Regions from separate parts of the Mus musculus genome. Here all the other regions are linked to region 1. Evidence: chromatin loops called from intact Hi-C (ENCODE). Cell type or tissue: heart. All regions are shown on one strand.

Evidence for each region. Peaks named below come from ENCODE experiments on the same cell type or tissue, not always from the same donor. Only the 100,000 strongest peaks of a DNase experiment are listed, where the experiment ranks them.
Region 2: a loop joins it to region 1, with 13 times the contacts of the local background. A loop is called at or near these places in 25 of 42 quality-filtered maps.
Region 3: a loop joins it to region 1, with 2.4 times the contacts of the local background. A loop is called at or near these places in 2 of 42 quality-filtered maps.

What each region holds. Positions count from the first base shown.
Region 1 is chr4:8,662,609-8,670,608 of GRCm38, reverse strand. No RefSeq gene overlaps it. Among named protein-coding and RNA genes, the nearest start is that of Gm8273, 19 kb to the right of the region's middle. In heart, CTCF peaks have their summits at 3,756 and 5,014 (motif pointing right); a DNase peak (open chromatin) is centred at 3,748; H3K4me3 peaks cover 334 bases; H3K27ac peaks cover 734 bases.
Region 2 is chr4:9,093,417-9,101,416 of GRCm38, reverse strand. No RefSeq gene overlaps it. Among named protein-coding and RNA genes, the nearest start is that of Gm50597, 24 kb to the left of the region's middle. In heart, no CTCF peak of the experiment used is centred here; DNase peaks (open chromatin) are centred at 4,196 and 5,596; H3K4me3 peaks cover 565 bases; H3K27ac peaks cover 920 bases; H3K27me3 peaks cover 317 bases.
Region 3 is chr4:8,823,107-8,831,106 of GRCm38, reverse strand. Chd7 (chromodomain helicase DNA binding protein 7) reads right to left here. Exons shown (of 38, transcript NM_001277149.1): 9 at 5,562-5,645; 10 at 4,761-4,898; 11 at 4,543-4,664; 12 at 3,980-4,223; 13 at 2,699-2,875. Among named protein-coding and RNA genes, the nearest start is that of Gm46842, 84 kb to the left of the region's middle. In heart, a CTCF peak has its summit at 4,640; no DNase peak of the experiment used is centred here.

The DNA of each region.
Region 1 (8,000 bases):
TTGCTTCAGTCTCTGCTTGCTCCAACCTAAAGATTTATTATTAAACATAAGCACAGTGTAGCTGACTTCAGACACACCAGAAGAGGGCATCAGATCTCATTACTGGTTGTGTGCCACCATGTGGTTGCTGGGATTTGAACACAGGACCTTTGGAAGAGCAGTCAGTGCTCTTGCTGAGCCATCTCTCCAGCCCTCTGCTCCCCTACCCCCATTTAAAAATATTTATTTGTTCTATGTAAGTACACTGTCGCTGTCTTCAGACACATCAGAAGAGGGCATCAGATTCCATTACAGATGGTTGTGAACAACTATGTGGTTGCTAGGAATTAAATTCAGGACCTCTGGAAGAGTAGTCAGTGCTCTTAAGTGCTGAGACATCTTTCCAGCCCTTATTATGACATCATATATATATGATCTTCAATCCCTTATTACCATGGCCTGTTTCCCCTCCCACTGATCTTCCTCTTCTCTAAGCCTCCTTCTAATTTAATTCATTAGATCTATTTTTTCTTTCTCTCTTTACTACTATTGTTTTTGTTTCTTCTTCTTCTTCTTCTTCTTCTTCTTCTTCTTCTTCTTCTTCTTCTTCTTCTTCTTCTTCTTCTTCTTCTTCTTGAGACAGGATTTCTCTGTATAGCCCTGGGTGTCCTGGAAGTTACTCTGTAGACCAGGCTGGCCTCGAACTCAGAAATGTGCCTGCCTCTGCCTTCCAGGTGCTGGGATTAAAGGCGTGTGCCACCACTGCTGGGTGTTTGTTTGTTTTTCAATACAGGATTTCTGTGTGTAGCCTTGGCTGTCCTGGAACTCACTCTGTAGACCAGGCTAGCTTCAAACTCAGTGATCTACCTTGCCGACTACTGTCACTTTCCTAAGTCAACATAATTTCTAACTACTTACTAAATATTTATTTCACACCCACAGATAACAGAAAAATGTAGCCCTCAAGCCTCACCAAAGAACCTTTTTTGAATAGTTGGAGACCACTACAGCAGGCCACACTGGCCAAACTTCAGAGAAGGACTTACTGTAAAGTGTCCAGCCACAGTTGATGTATCTACTGCATAACCCTACAGGTAATGCTCAGGGAACATGAAAAGATTATAGGATCCAGAAGACGGAGACATCCCGGTTAAAGATAGTGTCTTCTATATATGACAGGGAAGCTGTACCCATGAGATCTCAACAATATCTCAGCCTAAGCAAGTCTTAACAATGACAATGCCAGTTGACATGCCAGTGTGAATGGAGGGAATGTCACAAGGCCCCATCCCTGGATGAAGAATCGTAGGCAGTTAATGATTGCTGAGAAATGGAGGCTCAGTCTTTTGATTGATGAGCCTTGAGTCCTATACATATAGTGATATACAATCATTTGTTGCTTAGGCACCACGAAGATATCCTGAGAAGCACATCCTTACACAAGCTGTCATTGGACGAACCTCGCAGCTGGTAGGTACAGTGACCTAGAAGGTCCAGGTCTGTCATTCAACACAGCCTGTTGATGCAACCAACAGGCATGATCAACAGGAGGGGCTGCTGCTGCTGGCCCCTCCTTATGTGCTGCTTACAAAAGCATTCCTCTGTAAAGAGTACACATAAAATGATACAAAAAGACAAACACACAGACCAGCAACATAATGGTTTATTACCATAGTCAAGTATTTATGTCCTGTGCACAACCACATGTACTGTTCTTTCTGTTTGTTTGCTTGCTTGTTTTGTTCTGTTTTTTGTTTTGTTTTTGAGACAGTTTTTCTCTGTGTAACAGAGCCCTGGGTGTCCTGGACTCACTTTGTAGACCAGGATGGCCTTGAATTCACAGATATCTACTTGCCTCTACCTCCTGAGTGTTGGGATTAAAGGTGTATGTCAGCACACCTGGCTCTTTTTTTTTTTTTTTTTTTTTTTGACATTATTCTCAAAGAAGCCCAGACGGGTTGTGAACTTGAAATCTTCCTTTACAGTCTCCTCTCTCCAAGATAGTATCTATCTATCCCTCCCTCCCTTCCTCCCTTTCTCCCTCCAGTTGCAGGTGACCAAACCCAGGGCCTTCCTGCACTTGACCGGTAGGTATATTTACATCAGTGTCACCACAAATACAAGAGTGATATAATGTGCTAAGACTTTTAGGGTGGCTATGACATTATAGGTATCAGGGTTCTCTCAGCTCCATTTTGATCTTATAAGACCAGGTGCTGTTTGGTGATGGCTGGATTGTCATGCACACATAACTATGCTTAAAGCCGAACTGACGTGACCTCTGGGACTTGCATTAACAGTGTGAAGAAATGGTGGAGCACAGACAAGAGAGGCCATACATTGATGTATGTTGGACTTATAATACCCAGGGAGGGAGGCAACACTGCACATTTCTTTCTACTTTTGTGTATGTTCTGTTTCGTTATAAAAAGTTCATGAGGCCATTTGAAAGTCCAGTACTTCCCTATGTGGCGAGACAGTGCAGACATGGGTCCTGAGGAAGGCTGTTGGTGAAGCCCAGAGCATCTGAACGACCATCTTCTTGAAGAGGAGCAGGAAGCTTTTCTGATGAAACTTCACGGTGCTGGGGTTGTGTCTAGCTGTGGCCTACTAACTTTGTCACCTTGAGCTCATCTCTTACCTCCAAAGAACTCCAAGGCCAGCATCCTCCATCCTTACCTACCTGTGAGGCAGAGATAGTAATTGTGCCAACCGTATAGAACTCATTGTGCCAAAGGAAGCCATGCACAAACCCACCATGCTCCACCCAAGACAAAGTTAAATGTCCAATGGCAGTGTGGGTGTTTTATTTCCCAACAGAATGGTCACAAGAAATAAGGACATAGAGCCAGGTATGGTGGTGCTTACCTTTAATTTCAGCACCCTGGAGGCAGAGGCAAATGTTTGTGAGTTCCAGGCCAGCCCGATCTATAAAGTGAGTTCCAGGATAGTGAGTTCCTTTTTTCCTGTCTAAAAAAGTAGAAAAAAAGAAAGAAAGAAAGAAAGAAAGAAAGAAAGAAAGAAAGAAAGGAAGGAAGAAAGGAAAAGAGAAAGGAAAAAAGAAAGGAAGGAAGGAAGGAAGGAAGGAAGGAAGGAAGGAAGGAAGGAAGGAAGGAAGGAGAAATGAGGACAGGTCTAGAGTGTATAGTGCGACAGAAAACTATTGGAAGTGGCAATGGTGCCCCGGTGGAATGGAGGAATCTAAGGTCTTTGTCCACTGAGGTCATCTGGAGGTCAATGATGACATCATCATGTTCGGCTCATGATGATGTGTAGAATGCAACCAGAGAACAGATAATTAAGCAAGAAGCGCCAGTGGCAACGGGAACAGTGGAAGCTGTGTGCTTCCTTATTTGGATACGAGGAACTTGGGCAGCGAAGACAAGGGAGCCCTTTTGCAGAAGGATGGGAGTTGAGGGGCAGGAGACACTGTCCTCAGCTAGGTAGAGATGGGAGATGTCCAGCAGCCTGCTCCAAAACTCTGGGAGATTGGAAAAAAAAAATCCAGAGAGAGTTAAGGAAGGGAGCTGGGTTTCTGAGGTCTTGGTGGAAGGTGTCTGATGTTAGAATCAGCTTCATACAACAAGGATGGCCAGAGCAGCACAGGGTGGGCCCCCTTAGTGTCAAACGGGCAGGCAGGTGGCAGTCTATACCCTCTGTACTGTTGAGAAGAATGTTCTGTGGCCTTTGAAGTCACCTCCTTTATGTGACAGGAAAAGGGTGAGAATTAATCGCTTCTCTGAGTGGGCCGTGGTGGAATAGAGCCCCCCAGCTGCTGGAGGTGGAACTGCAGCTGTCTGATACTAGCGCTGGAAGAGAGCCCAGCCCCCAAAGCTAAGGGGAGACACAGCTCAAAGAAAACACAGCCTGCGACAGGCAGAGGCCCCATGGAGTGCTAGAACGGGAAACATTTTTTGTAAACACTGTTCTCTTCTCTCTACTCATCGCCTTTATTTCCACTCTACCTCATACCATGTCTGTCTCATCCTGATGTTAAGGCCAAAGAGCCGGTTAAGACAGGAAAACCTGTATCTGGAAACGTATTCACCTGCTTTGTGCTAAAATGCTCCAGAAGTATGGAGCGTGGCCTTCTGATAAGGGTAAGAGTTGGGAAGGATACATTGAAATCTACATTTGCCTACCCCACCCCTGTGCCTGCCCCTCTTTTCCTCTGCCCCTCCCTGAAAACCGAAGAAAAACATGCATGCTAATTGAACCCTCTGAGCTACACCCCCCACTCTTTTTACTTCTTAATATTTTGAGACATCTCACTAAGTTGCCAAGGCAGGTGTTGAATTTTGACTTTTAGTGTCTTAGCTTCCCCTCTATCACAGATCTGGAATTAAGACATGGCATAGGGACTCATTTGAAAAGCACTCTTGGGGCTGGAGAGATGGCTTAGAGGTTGGCTAAGCCATCTGAACTGACTGCTCTTCCAGAGGTCTTGAGTTCAGTTCCCAGCAACCACATGGTGGCTCATATCCATCTTAATGGGATCTGATACCCAATTCTAACGTGTCTGAAGACAGCGACAGTGTACTCATATACATAAAATAAATAATTCTTAAAAAAAAAAAACCAAAGCCCACTCGAGCCTTGAATTTGTGTGGGGCTGGGATACATTGTTTTTCTGCCAAGGCTTAGTGAGGCTGTATCTATTATCCCAGCTGTGGAAGCTGAAGCAGGAGGATCACTTGAACCTCTAAGTTGGAGACTAGCCTGGGCAACATAGTGAAAACTATTTCATAAAACAAAACAACAATAAATGTTCTTTTTTTGTGTGTGTGTGTGTGTGTGTGTGTGTATTTGAGTCAGGGTTTCTCTGTGTAGCCTTCCCTGTCCTGGAACTCACTCTGTTCACTAGGCTAAGTTCAAACTCAAACCAGCTGCCTCTGCCTGTCTCTGCCTCCCAAGAACTAGAATTAAAGCCTGTGTCACCATCATCTGCCTCAAAATGTTCTATTTTTAAAAAAGATTTATTTATTTATATGTAAATACACTGTAGCTGTCCTCAGACACTCCAGAAGAGGGCACCAGATTTCATTATGGATGGTTGTGAGCCACCATGTGGTTGCTGGGATTTGAACTCAGGACCTTTGGAAGAGCAGACAGTGCTCTTAACCACTGAGCCATGTCTCCAGCCCTCTATTTTTTATACTAATATTATTTTAATATTGCAGCCAAACCTAGTTTTAATTAGTATAAGTATTAAATTAGCAACTTATTGTGGAGTATAAAAAGATGACAATGTTTGTAAGAACATAATGAACCAAAATTTTAGCTAAATTATCACCAATTAGACCAAATCTATCTTTATCTACTTACCTACCTATCTATCATCTACCTACCTACCTATCATCTATCTATCTATCTATCTATCTATCTATCTATCTATCTATCTACCTACCTATCCATCTATTTTGGATGCAGGTTTGTACTACACTGTCCTAGCTAGCCAGGGACTCACATGTAAATGAGGCAGACATGGAATTTGCAGACACACAGCTGTCTCTGCTTCTCAAGTGCTGGGATTAAAGACGGGTGACCACTCAAGCTCCCCATCCCTAGAGAAGTGCTATGCAGTCTATAAGCACTTGCAAAGGAGAACTTACCCTTTTCAATGGACTCTCACTAGGTATAGAAACCGCTCTTAAGGACAAACCCCACGGCCAGCAGTAGAAGGCCAACACAAAATGAACGCAATGGCAGTTTTGTAGGTTCCCTGTTCCTTAGTGCTTTGTCTGAGTATTCGTTTTATTCTTTTTTGTTGTTGTTGTATAGTTTTTTTGCATATACATTGTGCTTTCCTTTGCCGTGTTTGCTTCTGTGTGTGTCCCCTGCACCTACATGTGTTTCCTGTGATTTCCCTTTGACTGTTTTGTCCTATTCTGCTTTGTTTGTTATTTTATCTTATTGTATTTTTTGTTTTTGTTGTTTTTTTTGGTTTTTTGGTTTTTCGAGACAGGGTTTCTTTGTGTAGCTCTGGCTGTCCTGGAACTCACTTTGTAGACCAGGCTGGCCTTGAACTCAGAAATCCGCCTGCCTCTGCCTCCCAAGTGCTGGGATTAAAGGCGTGCGCCACCACGCCCGGCACTGTATTTTTTAAAAATTAGTTTTAGATGCCTGTTTGTATTCTAATGAGGAAAAGAGAAAGAAAGGGTGTGGATTTGTGTGAGTGGGGAGTTGGGGAGAATATGAAAGGAACTGGGGGAGGGGAACCATAATCAGACTATATTGTCTGAAAATATATAGTTTCAATTAAAAGACTTGTGCTACTATGCATTGAAAAAAAGTCTTCTTAGTCAATCAATATTTGCTATGTTGGGCTCTGTGTCAGAGTCTAATGATGCACAAATTAATATAAGCTACAGTCTCCGACCCCACAAGTCTCATGTACCTGGGGAAACACAGTTGTGTTACAGGGATTACATAGAAAGTATATGGAGATTTCTCCTCATGTGACGGGAATGAGAACCAGGGAATACATTTTCAGAGTTGAGGAAGGGTTCGGAGGAGACTTGAAGAACAAAAAGAAAATTTTCAGACTTAAAGAGAAGAAGAGACTGTGTTGATGTTTACTGGTCAAGTATGTCCTTAGCACGCACAGGCCCTGGCTTCCATCCTTAACACAGAAAGGGAGGGAGGGAAGGAAGGAAGGAAGGAAGGAAGGAAGGAAGGAAGGGAGGGAGGGAGGGAAGGAAGGAGGGAGGGAGGGAGGAAGGAAGGAAGGAAGGAAGGAAGGAAGGAAGGAAGGAAGGAAGGAAGGAAAGAAGGGAGGATAGGCAGCAGTACATTCAGGTAGTGGATCTACTATAATAGAAACATAGAACAGAGTGACCATTAGTAATTTTATTCATGTAAGAACCATGCAAAAATATGATTAATCTTCTTTCACGCGATGCTAGATGAGTAGGTTCTCAACCTGTGAGTCTCGACCCCCTCGAGGTCCCATAGCTATCCTGCATATCAGTTATGTATATTATGATTTATAACAGCAGCAATATTAAAGTTATAACATACCAACTAAAATAATTTTATGACCGGGCATCACCACCATAGCATGAAAGACTGTGTTGAAGGGCCTCGGCATTAGAAGCACCTGAGGTGCTGTTGAATGAGAACTAAAAGAGAGTCAAGCTTAGAGGAATAGAAGAGAAACTCACCAAAGAAGTTGCAGGAAAGGGCCGAGGAGTTTCACTTTGTGTGGCTGATCTCAAGATTATGCCATGTTGTGACGCTCCTGCAATGTTCAAGAGCTCTCTAGAAACAAGAGAATGAGGGAGACGGAAGGGCCTGTGGTGAGGCGTCGGGATGGGGCAGGCACTGCAGGAGACGCTGAAAAAACAGCTTCCACAAAGTTCAGAAGCAGCAGTAATAAAATCAGAGCTCTTTGGTGAAGTCAGGAAGCTGTGGTTACAGCTGTGCGCAGTAGCTTTTCAGAAATGGGATAGGTTCAGGAGATGCCATTTCTGAACCCAGGAGATGGCCTTGGGCTTGGGCACAGCTCCCAAGCGGCCAGAGAACCAGGGCAGAGCTTTCCTTGGGGGGCACACTGGAGCCATGCAGATACCAGAATAGGTCCAAAATGTACAGGAGACCCAGTGAGCCTTCCCAGGAGGCACCATGGCAGGTTTATGTTTAGTGCAGCCAGGGTGGGTAAAGCTTAACACGGGCCTATAGTGCTCTACGCTTGCTTAATACTTTTCAGTACAGTCAAGCACACATCACACAGCCCTTGCCTTTAGCTATGCCAAGTGTTAGGTTGAGTGGCATTAATTATAACCACATTATTGTGTAAACTGTCATCGCTATTCATTTCCATAACTTTTTCATTATCTCCAATTAAATGAATTATTTGCAGCCACTAAAAGAAAATTTCTCATCTCCTCCTTCATACTCTGTAATAACCATATTTTTGATTCCCATCTCTGAATTTTGCCTGTTTTGGGTACCTTATTTATGTGGAACCACAAAATATGCTGTATACATGTGTATGTGTGTCTGCTTGTCTGTCTGAGGAC
Region 2 (8,000 bases), 430 kb before region 1:
AACAGAGTAGATAGAAGAAGTACAATTGCTTTGATTCACAGATGCCTTGGCCTGGCATAGAAATCCCTAAAGATCCCCTGTTTTCAAAATTCCCATTAGAACTAATAAATGAATTTAGTAAGGCTTTAGGAATCAAAATATAATATTTTAAAAAGCCAGTTGTGTCTAGATGATATGAACTATAAAAGGAAATTAAGAAAAGAATTTCACGGCTCATTAAGTAAAGCAACTCCTGTCAAGCCAACAACTTAAAGGTAGAAGACGAGAAGTTACTCTTGCACGGTGTCCCCTGACTTCCACATGCATGCAACTAGTTGTTGTTGTTGTTGTTGTTTTTAAGAATTCCACTTACAAAAGCACCAATAAAAACAAAATGCTTAGAAATAAATTTACCAACTAACTATACAACTTCTACTCAGAAAATCATGGTTAAAGATCGTTAGCTAAAGATAAATAAATAGAGAGGTTTTGTTCACAAACTGGAAGACTTAAAACTGTCATTGGTATGGAAAGTCTTCCCCAAACGAACTACAACTTTTTTGTAATCCTTAGTCCCAGTGAGCTCATTTCAATTTTTGCATAAATTGATAAGATGATTCAAAGGTTTGTCTGGGAAGTCAAAGGGACCTAGAATAGTCAAAACAACCTTAGGATTGGGAACCAAGTTGGGGGACTCACATGTCCCAATTTCCAAACTTATTACAAAGCTACCCTAATCAAAATGCTATGGCATTAGTACAAGATAGACATAACAGTGTCAACTTGATTGGGAGCTCTAAAAAAAGCCCGATAACTGATTTTTTACATAATGTACATAATTTAAATAATTAAAGGATGAAAAGATTGTCATTTCTCAAGTGGCATTGAACTAGATAACTATATGAAAATGGATCATTTTAACCAATAGGTCAGAGAAGGTCCCCATGATGGAATCCATGACTTTGTAAGGCAAAGAGGAAAGCACAGTGGGCACACTCTGTGACTCTTCTCATGTGTGACTCTTGTCATGTGATAGCCCGCATCGTTGATGACAGAAAGCAGGCCAGCACTGTTGCTATATTAGTTTAAATGTCCTAGCCCCCAGGGCTAAGGGAAATACATCTCTCTTCTCTATGGAGTTACCCAGTTTGTGCCATTTTGTCATAGTAACAGAAGCCAGCCCAAAGCAGGAGGCCTGAGTCAGTTTCTCATCCTCCCAGAATTGTGCTTAACTCTAGAATTCCAGCTTTCTGTTCCCTTCCCTCTGGAGTTCTATTTTCCTTATTGGGTAAGTTCTAAAGTGGTAATAACCACATGTCAAACTATATTGTTACGTGCCTTTTAAAGTTTATCCTGCTTTTTGTAACACGTTATAATTTGCCTGAAGACCAGCCCCATTTCTGATGTATCTGTGTACTCTAGCCAGGAATAATTTCCTCATACACACTGGAAACATTGGTTCTGCTGCTGGGATTGCATCCACGTGAAAGGTTTCTCCAAACACACAGCCCTTGAAGTTTAGTCATGACAACCTCATCAGGAGAGCCTTCAATCCTTTAGACTCACCTCCAATGTCCAAGCATTACCTTTTCAAGGAGCTTGGCATGCCATTTGAGCTAATCACCTTGACTATGCCTAGGGGATGCTTCCACAGGGGCTAGCTACCCTGATATTCCCATGCTGGCTTATCTTTGCCCACTGACTACAAACTGCTGAAGGATGGTTACTCCATTTTGCTCCCCTTAGAGCTGCTTTGCACCTAGCCAGTAGCTGCGTGTAAGTGTGTCTGCGGCATAAACAGATCATAAATAGACGCAAAGGCCCAGGGAGACTCCTGACTTCTCACTGAATGCTGCTTTTCTGCCCCTGATCCCAGATATCAGGCTTTCAATAGTTCCCCAACATTGACAAGAAAGCCTGTTGACTCTCACCCCATCACACCAAGGCCCCTCCCCTAACTCCACAACAAAACAACCGTGAGGTTCATGTGAAGACAGCCTGCACTGAAGTGAAGCCAAGGAGAAACCGTTGTTTATCAAACTTAAAAGACAAACATTAGCATGCCTCCATTTAAACAGAGTTCTGAGGCTTGTAAAGTTCAAGTTTCATTTCTGCTTGGCCAAGTGGAATTTCCTGGTTTAATGTAAGAAAAGTTGAAGGGCCTCTATGAGAAGACGCTGAGGACTTTGGGAGACTCCCATTTTGCTTCAGTGATTATTGTCATATCCATTTTCCTTAAAAGGCATTAGTTTTATTTTTTTTAAATCTTGATATTGATTTAATGCCAGGTATGATGTTCTGAATACTGCTCAACACAGCGCACAACCAGGTAGAGCTGGTTCCCAGGTCTGAGGGTGACTATTTCTGTGATGGGGCAAGGAAGGTTCTGAGAAGCAGACTGGGGGTGGAACATGAGTGGGCTCTGTTGTCTACCTAACTCTGATTCATGTAACATTAGGACAGTTACTGACACCTTCTGTGCCTCTATGTCCCCGTCTGGAAAATGGGTTAATCGCCTCACCTCGCAGGGGTGTTGCAAGGTTTAATGAGGTAATGATGTTTGAGCTCTTTGAGCTTCAGATGAAAGTGATAGCCCAGAACAAAGCTTGCTGGTGATTATGCATAATTAAAGCTCTGTAGGAAGGTTGGTTTGAGTTACCCCCAAAGCCATCACAAGAGAACCCAGGCTTAGAATAGACCCAATGTGCAAGCCCCTGGGAGTTTTCACCCCATTGTGTGATTCTACTAAACTAACTGTCATGTTTCATGTCCCATGAGCAGAGCCCCCCAAGACAGTGTGGGGCAACTTATATTACCACTGTCACCCTGAGCCGATGCCTACTGCCCTGACCCTTGAGATATGTTAATCAAATGGCAATGGATGCTCACGCACGCACCCAGTGAATTCCTTTACGTTTCTGTACAATTTTAAAGGCATCAAGCAGAACCACTTCCATCGGTCTGGTCCCCCATGTGATTGTGAAACCCTACATTTCATTTAGAAAAGGAAAACCTCTTAAACTACAGAGTGTAAAAGAAAATATCGGTTGTGCAAATTAGCATCAGAAGGACATAAATGACCCCAGGTTAGTCTCCACCCAACGCAGTTTAATCAAAAACAGAAGAGGGGATTGAATTCAGTGACGCAGATGAGGGCTTCCCAAACAAGATGGACAGAACACCAAAACCAAACAAAAACAAAACAAAACAAAACAAAAACAAACAAACAAACAAAAAACCCAAAAGAGATACACGGCCCTGCCTGCGCCACACTCGGCCAGACAGAGAGCTCTTTCTTCCCTGGCAGAAAGCAGCCTGTGTTCGTGCCACTCTACAGACATGCACAAGACACAGGTCCCGGAGTTTCTCCATAGTGTAACAGCCGCAGCCTGTGTCACCAGGCTAGCGCCAGAGAGGGAAAGTCTTGGGTTGTGGTGCGCCTAACATGCCCACCTCCCTCGGTGTGCTTCTACCTGATGACCCAATACATAGCTTTTTTTCGGTAGCTTAGGAGCACTTCGTCTGTGTAAATGGAGGAGCCTCTGTGAGGAGGCAAAGGAAGCAGCAACCTGGATGGCCAATCTGAGAACCACAGTCAACCTCAGAGACGAGCAGCACTGTGCTTTGAAGGCGCGCAGGGGCTGGGAGTCGGGGATTAGCTTTAAGCCAATAGAAAGGCCTTCTCTTTTTGTTGTTTGCATTGGGACAGGCTTTCCTTGTGTGACTAGGATGGCTTGAAACTGGAATTTCTCCCAAGACAAGCCCACTTCTAACAGCACTAGCCGGCGAGGAAATGGACTGTTCACCAGCTTCCCAGGCGTCTGTGTGGGGTTTGAACTGTCGGCCTTTTACAGGGAGAAACACTGCGGACTCATATTCTGCTGTGAGGAGGAGATAATACCAAAGACTCATGTAGACCTTCACATCATCGCTTCAGAAGCTGCATGTGAGGCAACTCCTCTCCGGGCTCCTCTTCCAAGTGTCTATCTCTCCTTGGACACTCATCTTGGGAGAATTTAAACGATCGTTATAAAGAATAATTTCCCTAGAGGATACAAAAACTTCCACTTTGTATTCCGATCTGAGTCACGGGGAGAACAGTCCAAAGGAAAACACAGCAGAGACTGGGCTCCTGAAGTCCGGAGAATACCAACTGCAGGCGTGGTGCTATACCGACTCTGTCCTCTAGGTGGCAGCATTTAGTTATAGCTGCGCGTCCACGTCTCCTTTCAATGGCGCCTGGAGGACGACTGGGTTGAGTGAGTTTGACTTGGTCCGCTTCAATTTTCAAACTATGGAGCATAATCAATGAAGATTTTAATATCATTAAATGAATGCCTCTGCTGGGGAAAAATAGTTGGAATTCAGCTCTGCCTGACAAAGAGGAAGCAGCCTATTGATCACACTCAAGGTCATAGCTGGCTCAGAATTGCCAGCCTATCACGTTCCCTTACCTCCTCGGATATGCAATCTTTTTCCCCTTCTGCCTTGAAAGCTACGTTAAAGCAACATAGGCTGGTTATGACTGTTCTGTTTTTCATTTCCAGGTAGTTTTTAAAGATTTAAAGATGGACAAGGCCGCTAACTGTATCCAGTAAAAAATTTTAAAAAGTTATGTACTGTGTTTACAGCTAAAAATCAGGGCACGATGCTAATACTGCATATTATTATAGACTAGGAAAAAGACTTACAAAAAAAATCCTCATAGGCCAAGTATGCCTATAGAGGCCAAGCAATCAGGTCTCTGTGCAGGGGAGCCACTATAATTTATTGATAGGAAGCCTCGTTGTAGATGAACATCCAATTGCCACTTGATTCTGTCCTTAAGAAAGCAGTCTATGAAGTTGTGAAAGATCCTCTAGGGCAGACATTCCCAACCAGTAGATCAGGGTCAACCAGCCAGGCACCTAGCTTACCTGGAGCACAGTCAAGTCAGGGCTGCCCACACCCTCTCTGGATCAGCAGGTTTCTAGCCTGTGCTTCCAGTTAGGAAGAGAAAGTGCAGTCTCTGGACTGGCCTCTCACCAGGGCCATCCACACTGTGCTGGCCCAGGGCTGAGACCTGATGATGTCCCTTTGGGAATTGTTCTACTTCTCTGATGAGGGTGCTGGTCACTGCCCTGGGGTCAGAAACCCGCACTCATTGGGGAGTTTCCAAATCTTATTGTTTGTTTGGCTTCCTGAAACCTTCCTTCTGTGTCTAAAAACCAAAATCTGTTTTGCATAGGTACTAGTACTGTTGTTGTTGTTGTTGTTGTTGTTGTTGTTGTTGTTGTTGTTTTCTTTAATTAAGAAAAGGAAAGAGTAAGCTTTAAAAACTCCATAGCTCACCTGAAAAATAACAAGAGTAGTCAAGAGCACATGAAGGAGTTCTGAAAGGGACCAACGTCAGAGCTTGTCAGTAAATACAAACAAGGCCAGCAGGAGAAACCTTCAACAGGAGCGGAGCGCTCTCAATATACAAGCTAAGGCTTACTCGAATTACCGACAGTAGTTAAGAACAGCAATGGGGCTTGCATAGTTGGGCTTCCCCACTTCAGTGCAGCTTCAGGAGACTCTCCTATTTGTTTGCTCAGCTGCCATGACAAAGTACTACAGCTGGTAGCTTACATAAGAGACATTTCTGAACTCACAATTCTGGATGCCTGAATCAAGATCCAGCTGTCGCAAGAGCTGGTTTTGTTTTGTATGTTGTTTTTGATTTTTGTAAGAGCTCACTCCTTGGCTCGCAGACAGATCTCTCTGTCTCCTTGCATTTTTTTAGTCTTCCTGCTGTGCGTGTCTGTGTCCTAATCTTTTCCTGTAAGGACAGGTGTCCATGTACAATTCTCCCATATGGCTTCATTTTGGCATCAAGGATCATGTCTTCCAATACAGCCGGTCTGATGTGAAAGCATCAGCACATAATGCTGATGAGGGATGTAACTCAGCATGCATATTACACAACCTCTTTACACAATGCTGTGTGTGTGTGTGTGTGTGTGTGTGTGTGTGTGTGTGTGTGTGTGCACTCGTGCAAGCGTATGTCTGTGCACTCACACACACACAAACATGTGAACAAACATATATGATGTTATATATGTTTGCATCTACACATATGTATGTGAACAAACATAATATACATAAACTTATCAAAAATTATTTTAATGCACATATTCCTGTGTACAACTGAAGGAGACTACACAAAGTCTTTGTCACCCTTACCAACAAGGTAATAGCTACAGGGACATACCTGTAGATCAGAGCCACTCTAGTATGGCAGGGATGGGGCTGGTGAGGGGACAAGAAGAGGGATTTAAACCAGCATGCCCAGCCCTTGCCCTACCTCCCATGCTCAGAATCAACACTTGTGGAGAGAGGCCACAAGAGAGTCCAGTAGAAAGGGTTCATTCACAGGCCTGACTTCATGAACTCAAATCAAACTTGGGTTCAGAAGAAAGCAAGAAGATCCTCAGGATGCAGGTCCTCCTAACAGAGCTAGTGGCACTGCTGAGAAGCATACATGGCCAAACAACCAAACCCCAGGGGTCCCAGCACATTGTCTGGGACAAAGTTTTAAATTCAAACTTCTCTCAGAGCAGACAAAGGCAAGTCTGTCTGTCTCTGCTTCTCTGGGGAAAATGCCTTGGCCATTAACCCAGTCACCCTAGCAGTTGTGACACCTGATGCTGGCCTTGCAGTGAGCTGCGGAAACACGTTACTAAGGTGGCCGAGGGAGCTGGAGCGAGCCAGGACACACAGATGCAGTGGCTTCTTGCTGGGGGAGGGGCGAGGGGGCAGTGAGCCAGGGCAGCCGAGCATGTGTGTTCCAGAAAGAAAAGCAAACACGGATCCACCTGGCGCTTCCCTGTGTCCCCTTCACCGAGCCTTCCCACTTGTGCTTGCTTTTAATTTATGACACGAGGCACTAAAGGGACCGTCTATAGATTTAACATTGACATTTCCTTCATGCTGTAATCCTCTGAATCCCATTTGCTGTAAATCTCAACCAAATGGCAGAAAAATGACACCTCCCCTTCCCCACCAGCGAGTACATTATAATGAACTATCTTTTTTTCAGGATTGGAGAATGACTGAGTGAGACCCACAGGCTTTGGACACCCACACTCCCCTCACTAAAGAGTCTGGACCACAAACTGCCACTCTAGGCACCTCTCGGAAGGGCTTTATGCAAAACAGCTCTAGCCACAAGGTTTTCACACTAAAATAACTCAGGGTATTACAAGGGCGAGGGGATAGAGTGTTATGTGGCTCCAGATGCCAACTTCGATAGAGCAGGCTATTTTCTGACTGCTTTACTTACTTGAATAGAGCTCTACGTAGTCGTTATGCATATAGAAAGGCACACACAAAGGAAGAACATACTGCCCTGCATGCCTACAAGAATTTTGAGATTTTTGGTGAACAAAAGAGTTGGGTTGTCGTAAACCAAGTGTGCCCAGGTCCCGTTCCCATGCTTCAGCAAGGCAGGTATTTCTCCCTCCACACTCAGACTTCTGATCTAACACCTCTCCATCCGTTGTCCTAACCCCTCAGGCTCTGCCTCCCCTGTGTCTCACAGGTTTTCCTGCCCAATGATGCTACCTGCAGCCGTCCCACCTGGGAAGCAGAGTAATAGTCTCCCAAAGATGCCAAGGCCTGGGGCCAAAGTTATATGCAGAAATGAGGCTTTTGATCAGAGGGTTTCAACGTGGGGAGACTATTGCAGATTTTACAGGTAATCACAAAGACCTCAGATGTGGGAGGAAAGATGGACAAGTCAGGTTTAGTGTGCCTGATATAAGAACCCCTTATCCTGTGGTTTCTGGTCTTAAACATGGTGAAGGACCCATAAGGCAGGGCATCGCTTTCACACCTGGAACAGCAAACAGCATACTTTCCCTTAGAATGTCCAGAAAAGACAAAGCTCTCACCAACCCAGGGGCTCCAGGTTGAATTCGAACTCTGGACCTAAAGCAGTGCTGTTTGTGACACTAGGAACACAATAACTCATCGTAACAGCAGAAGGAAACGGGCATCCC
Region 3 (8,000 bases), 160 kb before region 1:
ATTACTAGGCTCACAAAGCCTGTGCAATCTGCAAATGAGTTCAAGGTCTTCTAGACTATTTAAGTTTCACTGGCTGTGATCTCTGATTAGCCAAAGTCCTGAATGACTTTATCCAAGAGCGTTTGAAAGTGTCATCCCGGACAGTGAAAGAACAGTGGCCATGCTGTGTTGACTGTCTCAGAGCTATCGAATCTCCTTCCTCATGAGCTTAAGGTCTGAGCACTTAACTTAGAAATTACAAACTTTTAGGTATGCACATTTCAAAGGAAACTTATTTGAGCAAAGGACCTCTCCTGTCTTGGGCTACTGGGCACTACAGCCTCCAGTTCAATGGATAGGTAGAGCTGCGCCTGCCTTGAAAACATGATTGCTTTCTTTAGTGCAAATGGACAAAGTGTGCTTAATTTCCCTTTAGCAACACAGTTTTGTGTGGAGCCTCCTGTCAATGAATGAGGAGACAACAGAGTCAATGACCTCTAACAACTTCAGGATAGCCCCTCTTTGTCGAGGGCTTTCCTTTCAGAGCTCTTACTGAGGATGTTGTCAACTATGATCACCACTGACACAGCTCTGTGTCTCTCGTTACAGAGGAGAGGCAGACAGACACCCAGTAATCCTCCCTCTGACTTCGTTACAGAGGAGAGGCAGACAGACACTCAGTAATCCTCCCTTCTAGCTTGCAGGTCATCTTCACCAAGCATGTGCTCACCCCTGCCAGTCTAGCCTGAGGATCGGCATCCCTAAGGCCTACAGCAGCCTGGACGGCTCCTCACTAGGTAACTCTGGCAAGAGAATAGGCTCAAATGACATTGAAGTTAGGACTTAAGCACCAAGCAGTCAGCAATTCTCAGCTGCATCAATACAAGGACATTTTGGCCTTGAACAACAATAATATCTTCCACCTTAAAAACATCTCTTCTGAGATAGGACACTGGAGATTCTGAGTACATTATCTTAAACACGCTACAGGCACACTGGCTATGACAGTCAGAACCCCATGACTGGTCTCCCATTTTGAGGGGCAGCCTCACCCTCCCTGTCTAGCTCAGTGAAGAAAACATTATAATTTCCCTATGTGCTATTATGCATAAAAAAGTAAACAAATATTGTGATATGTAACGGAAAAGTTACTGCTATGCCAGATTCTTATCCATTAATAAAAGAGTAATTTCTATAACACCTCAAAAGCAAGTAAATGTTTTGATGTTGAGAGAAGTACAGCACATTTCTCTCACTAACTAAGGAGTATTTCACAATGAGAATCTACTATTTTGAGACCTGGAAACTAACAACAGAGTACAACTTAGGGCAAGCTCAGCCCCATGACTTTAAGCCTTCAGAAACAGCCTGTCTCTTGGTGGGTGACCATGAAGGCACACCTCTGCTCTGAAGACAGAGAGGTAGGTCCTGAACATTTGTGTTTACCTGCAAAGAACGAATTACTTCCCTGCACTGCTAGAGTATCACTCAGGGAAACCGGAGCCAGCTAGGAGTCCTTCCGTCTACAGAACCCTAGTCAAGGACTTTCTCTGGTTTTCTAAATGCTCATGCTGCTTTGCAGACTGGCTATCAAATTTGGTGAACTGCGTTCCAAAACATCTAGGACCTTGTTAATAAGCTGTTTATTTGATAATAAAATGGGAAATGCTACCCTAAGTAGGAAGAAAAAAAAATCAGTCAATATTCTTCCTTTAAGCAAAATTAGATTTCGCTGTTTGTAATTAAAAGAATGGCTGGTTAGGCCAAACCCTTGCAAAAGCTGTGACGGAGAGCTCTGAGGTTCTCTTCAGCAGGTCCAGTCTTTAGGACAGCCCTGAACACGCAGAAGGTTCCTTCCCATCATCCACTCTCAATAACAAGACATCTACAGAAGTTCTCAACTCTGCCACTACATTCTACAGGATAACAATGCTTTTTCAAATGTACATTAAAAATGAGAAGCTGGGCTGGTGAGCTGGCTCAGCAGGTAAAAGTTCTGAAAACCTGAGTTCACTCCCTGGAACTCACATGGTAGGGAGACCCACGTGGTTCCCTCACTTCCACAAGAACACCAAGGTATGTGTGCAACCTCAACACACAAGCAGATCCATGCAAGAGGGGGAGGGGGAGGGAGGGAGGGAGGGGACAAACAAATGGCCATACTAACTTGAAAACTATGGATCAAGAAGGAATTCAAGGACAGAAGAGCTTGTAGCAACTTCTATCGGAGGATTGTACACACAGCAGCAGGCACAACAAATAACAAAATCCTGCTATTCTTACAACATGTCACTGATAATTATTCCTACAGAAAAGAAAAATCTTCTATCACCAAAGTAGGAAGGCATGGCTATTTCTTTGGGAAAATAAAATAAGTGTGGTTTAAAACCCCAGAGCAAATGTGAGGCCTTCAATATTACAAACTTCTCAGCATCTGCAGAAACTGAACAGATGTCCCAGCCGACTAACCAACAGCGTGCATGTACAACTGCCCTCACTGGAGCAAAAACACGTGCTGGGAAACGTAGGTGGCCTGTCATCACGGAGGCAAGGCTTGGCCCAACAGTTAATGACATGGCAAATATTTGAAATTGATGTTGTTCAAATTATCATGACTATGCTCTACTGAGATACCAGCAGACAGCAGTCAGGAAGGCAGCACACTCAGAGACCAAGGCAACAGTGCAGGGACTCAGCGGCAGCCGCCACGGTCACTAACCAAGTCCATCATCTTCAGCCCTTCCAGCAGCTTGCAGTTTCTGTTCTTCAGCCTGTGGGCTTCATCGATGACCACACAGCGCCAAGGAATATTACGCAGCTCAGGACAGTCCGTCAGAATCATCTCGAATGTAGTGATGATGGCGTGGAACTTATAGGACCCCTTTATCACTCGACCCTGGGGGGGGGGGGGCACAGCACGTGAGAGCTGTTTCACAGGACTGGCTATGTTCCTACATTTGAGCATAAAAAAGCTTCTAAAATATATGTATTTAACCCTTTGGAGACCTCTGTATTTTAGGTGGCACATTCTGTTGTCAAGTTTTCTGGTTACAGTTATTTTAGTTAAAGTAGGACTTTGAAACATTTCCTTTTAAAAAGAAACTGGTGAAGTACTAGAAAAATTTGGGGTCAAATTTCCTTAGAGAGCACATGTGAATAAAGTGACATTAAGTGCTCCAGTCTAGTCACAGCCCACAGAACCTAACAGGAAATTCAATGCTGAGGTAACGTTAATTTTTTTTTAAGTTTCTCTAACTTAATTTTTTTCTTTTCTTTTTTAAAACATTTCTGTAAAATACCAAAATATTTGAAATTTAAAAAAGAATCCAAAGAGGATGAGCCTTATAATTTCTCAAATCTAAAGATAAAAACAGATTTCAATATTTTTTAATCTTTTAACTATAGGTCACACTTTGTATTGTTACCAACTCTACAACAGCCTCTACTACTTAAAGATTACACATGTTTTAGCATATACCATCCCCTATCATGCATGCATAATGCTTTATTGCCAGTAAGAGGTAATAACTACAAGCAGGTAACTACAAGACAAGATTAGAACAATTCTTACACGAGCAAGCACTAACTCCCTCTTCTGTGGCATACTTGGATTTTTACTTAATGACTTTTTCACTTCTGATCATAGGACAATAAAATGTCCCCCCTGGTCACATTTTAGCATCATTTTTGTGTGTGTGTGTGTGTGTGTGTGTGTGTGTGGCATTGTCTTAGGCATACAAAATAGAACTAGGTTACTAATATGTTATAGAGTTTGTGGTCTTAAATGTTAAGTTACTCTTTATAATAATCAGAATGACAAATGCTAAAACCAGTATTCATGGATGTAGGACAATTTTCAAACATGCATTGGATAAGAAATCTCAAGCAAGTTTCTCAAGTAAGGGAAATCGAGGCTTCTATCCCCAGGTCATAGAGATCTGAGTCTTCAACCCTCTAAAACATATACAACATGCACAGGGGTCACACCCCACCGCTTTACCTGGGGATCTTTGAAGTACATTTCATACAACTGAATGGTCCGACGGCTGGCTTGGCTCCCATGGTACACAACCACGTTCAACTCCGTCCAGGTTCGGAATTCCCTTTCCCAGTTGGGGATCGTGGACAATGGGGCAATTACTAAAAAGGGGCCATGGATTCCTTTCAAGTATATCTCATAGAGAAACGTAATGGACTGGATCGTTTTTCCCAAACCCATCTCATCTGCTAAAATGCAGTTTCGCCTTTAGGAAAGAAAAGGACAGGAAAGCTTCGTGATTATCAGCTGTCACTCTCTTTTTACAGAGTATACACTCCATAAATGCATACCCCATACCACCTTAGCTATTTTCTTAGTTCAACAAAATATATCTCAAAGAAAAGTTCCCAGCAAACAGATATCATTTCTACATAGATCCATTGATTAATTTGGTGAATAAATTAAGTATATTCCAACAGTTGAATTTTAAAAACGTATTACAGCATTAAAATTTATATTCTTAATACCACAAAGGATATGAGCTACAGCATTTATTGAAAGTAAAAAGAAGCATGTTTACATACATGTTGTACCAATTGAAAAGTAGCCAGTTTACTCCCTCCAACTGGTATTCCCTGAGTTTGTTATTGTTTTTATACTCCCTGGAACTCTCCGATTTCTTCCAGTCATCAGCAGGAGGTCGCTCCTGTTCCAAATATAGTAGATGCCATTAGTGGTTTCTCAGTGACTACACCACTATGCTATGCCCAAATCAAACCCTTCCCCGAGAGCCAGTCCTCACCACACGCTCGGTTTCCGGCTCCCTGGACATGAGTTTTTCAAACTCTTCGATCTTTGTTTGATCTATGTCCTGCTTCAGCTCCCATGTGCTGTCTTCATAAGGGAGTGAGCACCACTTCACCAGGTAGTGAATCACAGGCTGGGCCAGGTTCAAACAAATCAGAACTAAAGTCATTTGACCAAATACTATATATTCAGGAAAAGACATGAGCTCTGCTTCCCTGACCAAGACAACCCCCAGCACTGGGAAGACTCAACTGCCCACATTTTATAACTATAAGCACTGAAAGTGGTCATTTCCAGTGTATACTAGAAAGTGGATTATTGGGTATTAACAGAAAAAAAAAATGAGCTTTTTATCTGAATCATTGGTTCATGACCAAATATTAAGGAGTAGCTAATGAATACCAAAAAGCCAAATCAAAGGTTAATTTTTATGTAATCTAATTACTCAATTACATGATTTGGATTTATTATAGTAAGCTATTTGTTTATATAACTGAATAGTTGCCTGCAGAGTGAAAAACAGACAAGTTTTTTCTTCAAGGGAAAAACTATCCTGTTTGCTCTCAGTCACTTACAATGGTGAATATGAGTCTGGAAGACTGAAGGGGAAACACTTTGGGTGCTCTGAGTCAGTGGGAATTCTCCTTGAGGGAAGGAGGATTTCTGTGTTTAACGTTTCAGTTAAACACAGACTAGAAGCTTGGTAGTGGAGGCTTTGACCAGGCTCAGACCTTGATTTTGTCCCTTCTGTCAACACATGTGAGCCACCCAGGGTAACACAAATGATCTCTGTTACCTCGCCCCGGTCATCTGTGCTACGTGCAAAGTCCATTATCCGGTCAACTTCCACATAGTCTGGATTAAAAAGGTCATCCTCAATCTGTTCCCAAGAAGGAAGAAAAGGCTTAAAGTCTCGTTCCTGTCTCCAGAGAAACAGTAGTTCACTTTTCACTAGGCAGGATTTTGGGTCACAGCAACACAAAATTTGTATTTGACATCTTCTATTATATTAATTGAAATGCTACAATTTAGCAAAATCACTCCCTGTGAGGAAATCAAACTTCTCAGACTTTGTTAACTGAGTATTTTAATTACTGTGTGAAGCCTTCTACTGTGAGAGAATGTTTAAGAATATTTCAAATGAAGTGTGAAATTACAATTCACTAATGGGCAATCCAAAAGGCCTATGGCATGCAATACATTTAGCATTCTTGAAAGTACAGTCTGCAGTGAAGAGTCAGAGCCACACACAGTACATACTAGCTAGTGAGCGCATCTAAGAACGCTGCACAGCACCACGTACAGAATGTTAGCATAAGCCACCAACCCTGAAATCAGCAGGTCTCACACTGGTCTGTGAGCATGGTCGGGATGGTTGGAAATCTTTGCCAACCGATATCACCACCTCACATAGAATAACAGTCGTCCCATTAATCTTAAACATTCCAATAACTTAATTGTACTGAATGTGAGTGTTTAGGTAAAAGAATCCAAAGTAACCTTAAACACAGTTACTAACTAATTTAACTAATATTCTAACAATGTTTGTTTAGAAAGAATACGAGGCTAGAATACGCTTCAAGCAGATTCTGGTTCATACGGAAGAACAGACTGCTGCTCCCATGAAAGCTAAAGGCCACGTCATACTTTAAGAAACCTACATCTGTGAAGGTTCTGATCTGAGTCAGAAACAAAGACACACAGTTACGCGTGCTGTAGAGTAGCTTAGTTAACACTCTGTAATGCTTACACGTGAAAGGCAGCTTAGAGTCAATCAGACCTCATTCTCTGTCACTCTGGCTATTGTACCCACTTAAAATGTCCACCCTGGGTGCTTTGGATTATGAACTATGAACCAAACAACACAGACACAAAAAAAATGCCTCTGCTGCCTTCCGTTTTTCCTCAGAGGTGAGCGGTAAGAAAAAGAATACACTACGGCAGTGTATTCGATTTAAAGTGTTAACGTTCTGATGAATTTAGCTTTGCCAAAAGTGCTGGATTTAGGCAATTAGCACGTACATATTATTTATATACAACACAAGCCGTAAAAATACTCCACAAACTAGTCCTGGATGACAAAGGCCCTCTGTAAGACCACTGTCTTTCCAGCATGAGCTTTCATAGCCAATACCCAACGTGTTCTCTCCTACACCCTCTTCCAGTGCTCTGTGGCATAGGCATATGATGGGCTTCCTGGCCTAGATGTTATTTCTGAGTAGACTGTAGGTTCAGGAGAGTCAGGAAGGCTAAGTTTCAGCAAAGACTGCAACAGCAGCCATAGCCAGAGATCCTAGACAGAGTCAGGAAGGGGTGCACAGAGCTGTACTCTTTCCTGCTAAGATTCCAGATAGAACTAAGATTTCTAAGTTGCCATTTTACCAGGGTGCTTTGTATCCTGGATGCAAGTGACATGTGGACAGCAGGTTCAGAGAAACAGGCTGTATATTAGGGCCAGGCACAGTTCCCTAAGGAGTGAATACAGGAGCCAGAGTCCAGGTAAACTGAATGAACAGGGCCCTGATTTACAGACAGGGAAAGCCCACGGAGCTTCCTGGTTTCCCTCCTGCTGCGCCTCACAGAAGGTCAACAGGACACATGGGTCCTCTCTCTGCTGATGCTGGTCACCCAGCATCTCAACATTTTAGCTTAACTTTCATAAAAAGGGGCACAGGAAATAGAAACACACAGGTTTATTTTCAGACTACTCTTAAAAAAAAAAAAAAAAAGCCTTGCTACCGTTCTCCCAGGAGAGAGAACTGAGTCACAGTCAGGAGCCCAAGCCACCCGGTGTCAAGCACTCAGTGCTATTGAGACAGCAGGGCAGGAGGCTGAGACCAGAGAAAGCAGCGCCAGGTATCCTAGGCCGCCTGCCTGCTTGCCTGCAGGTACCCTGAACATGCTCCAGAAAAGCACACACGTGACCTTAGACTCTCGACTCTTCCATCTCTTCCTCCTCCACAGAAGGCTAAACCTGAAAGGCTGACCAGTAGGAGCATTTCACAACCCTATCCTTCACAGCTTATGTGCAGTTACGTCTTTAGTTATTTCCTTTTTGCCTTTGCCCCTGTCGGTGTGGAAGGAACAAACCCCACAGACTCACATTTGCAGGCAACCTGCTTGGGCCTGGCTAACACTTTCTGGAGAACAGCTAAGAAACCATCAAGTAATCTCCTTCAAAGTTAGAGAGCTGCTGGTTTTTAAATCTTCTTGTCTTGTATTTGAACATAAGTTA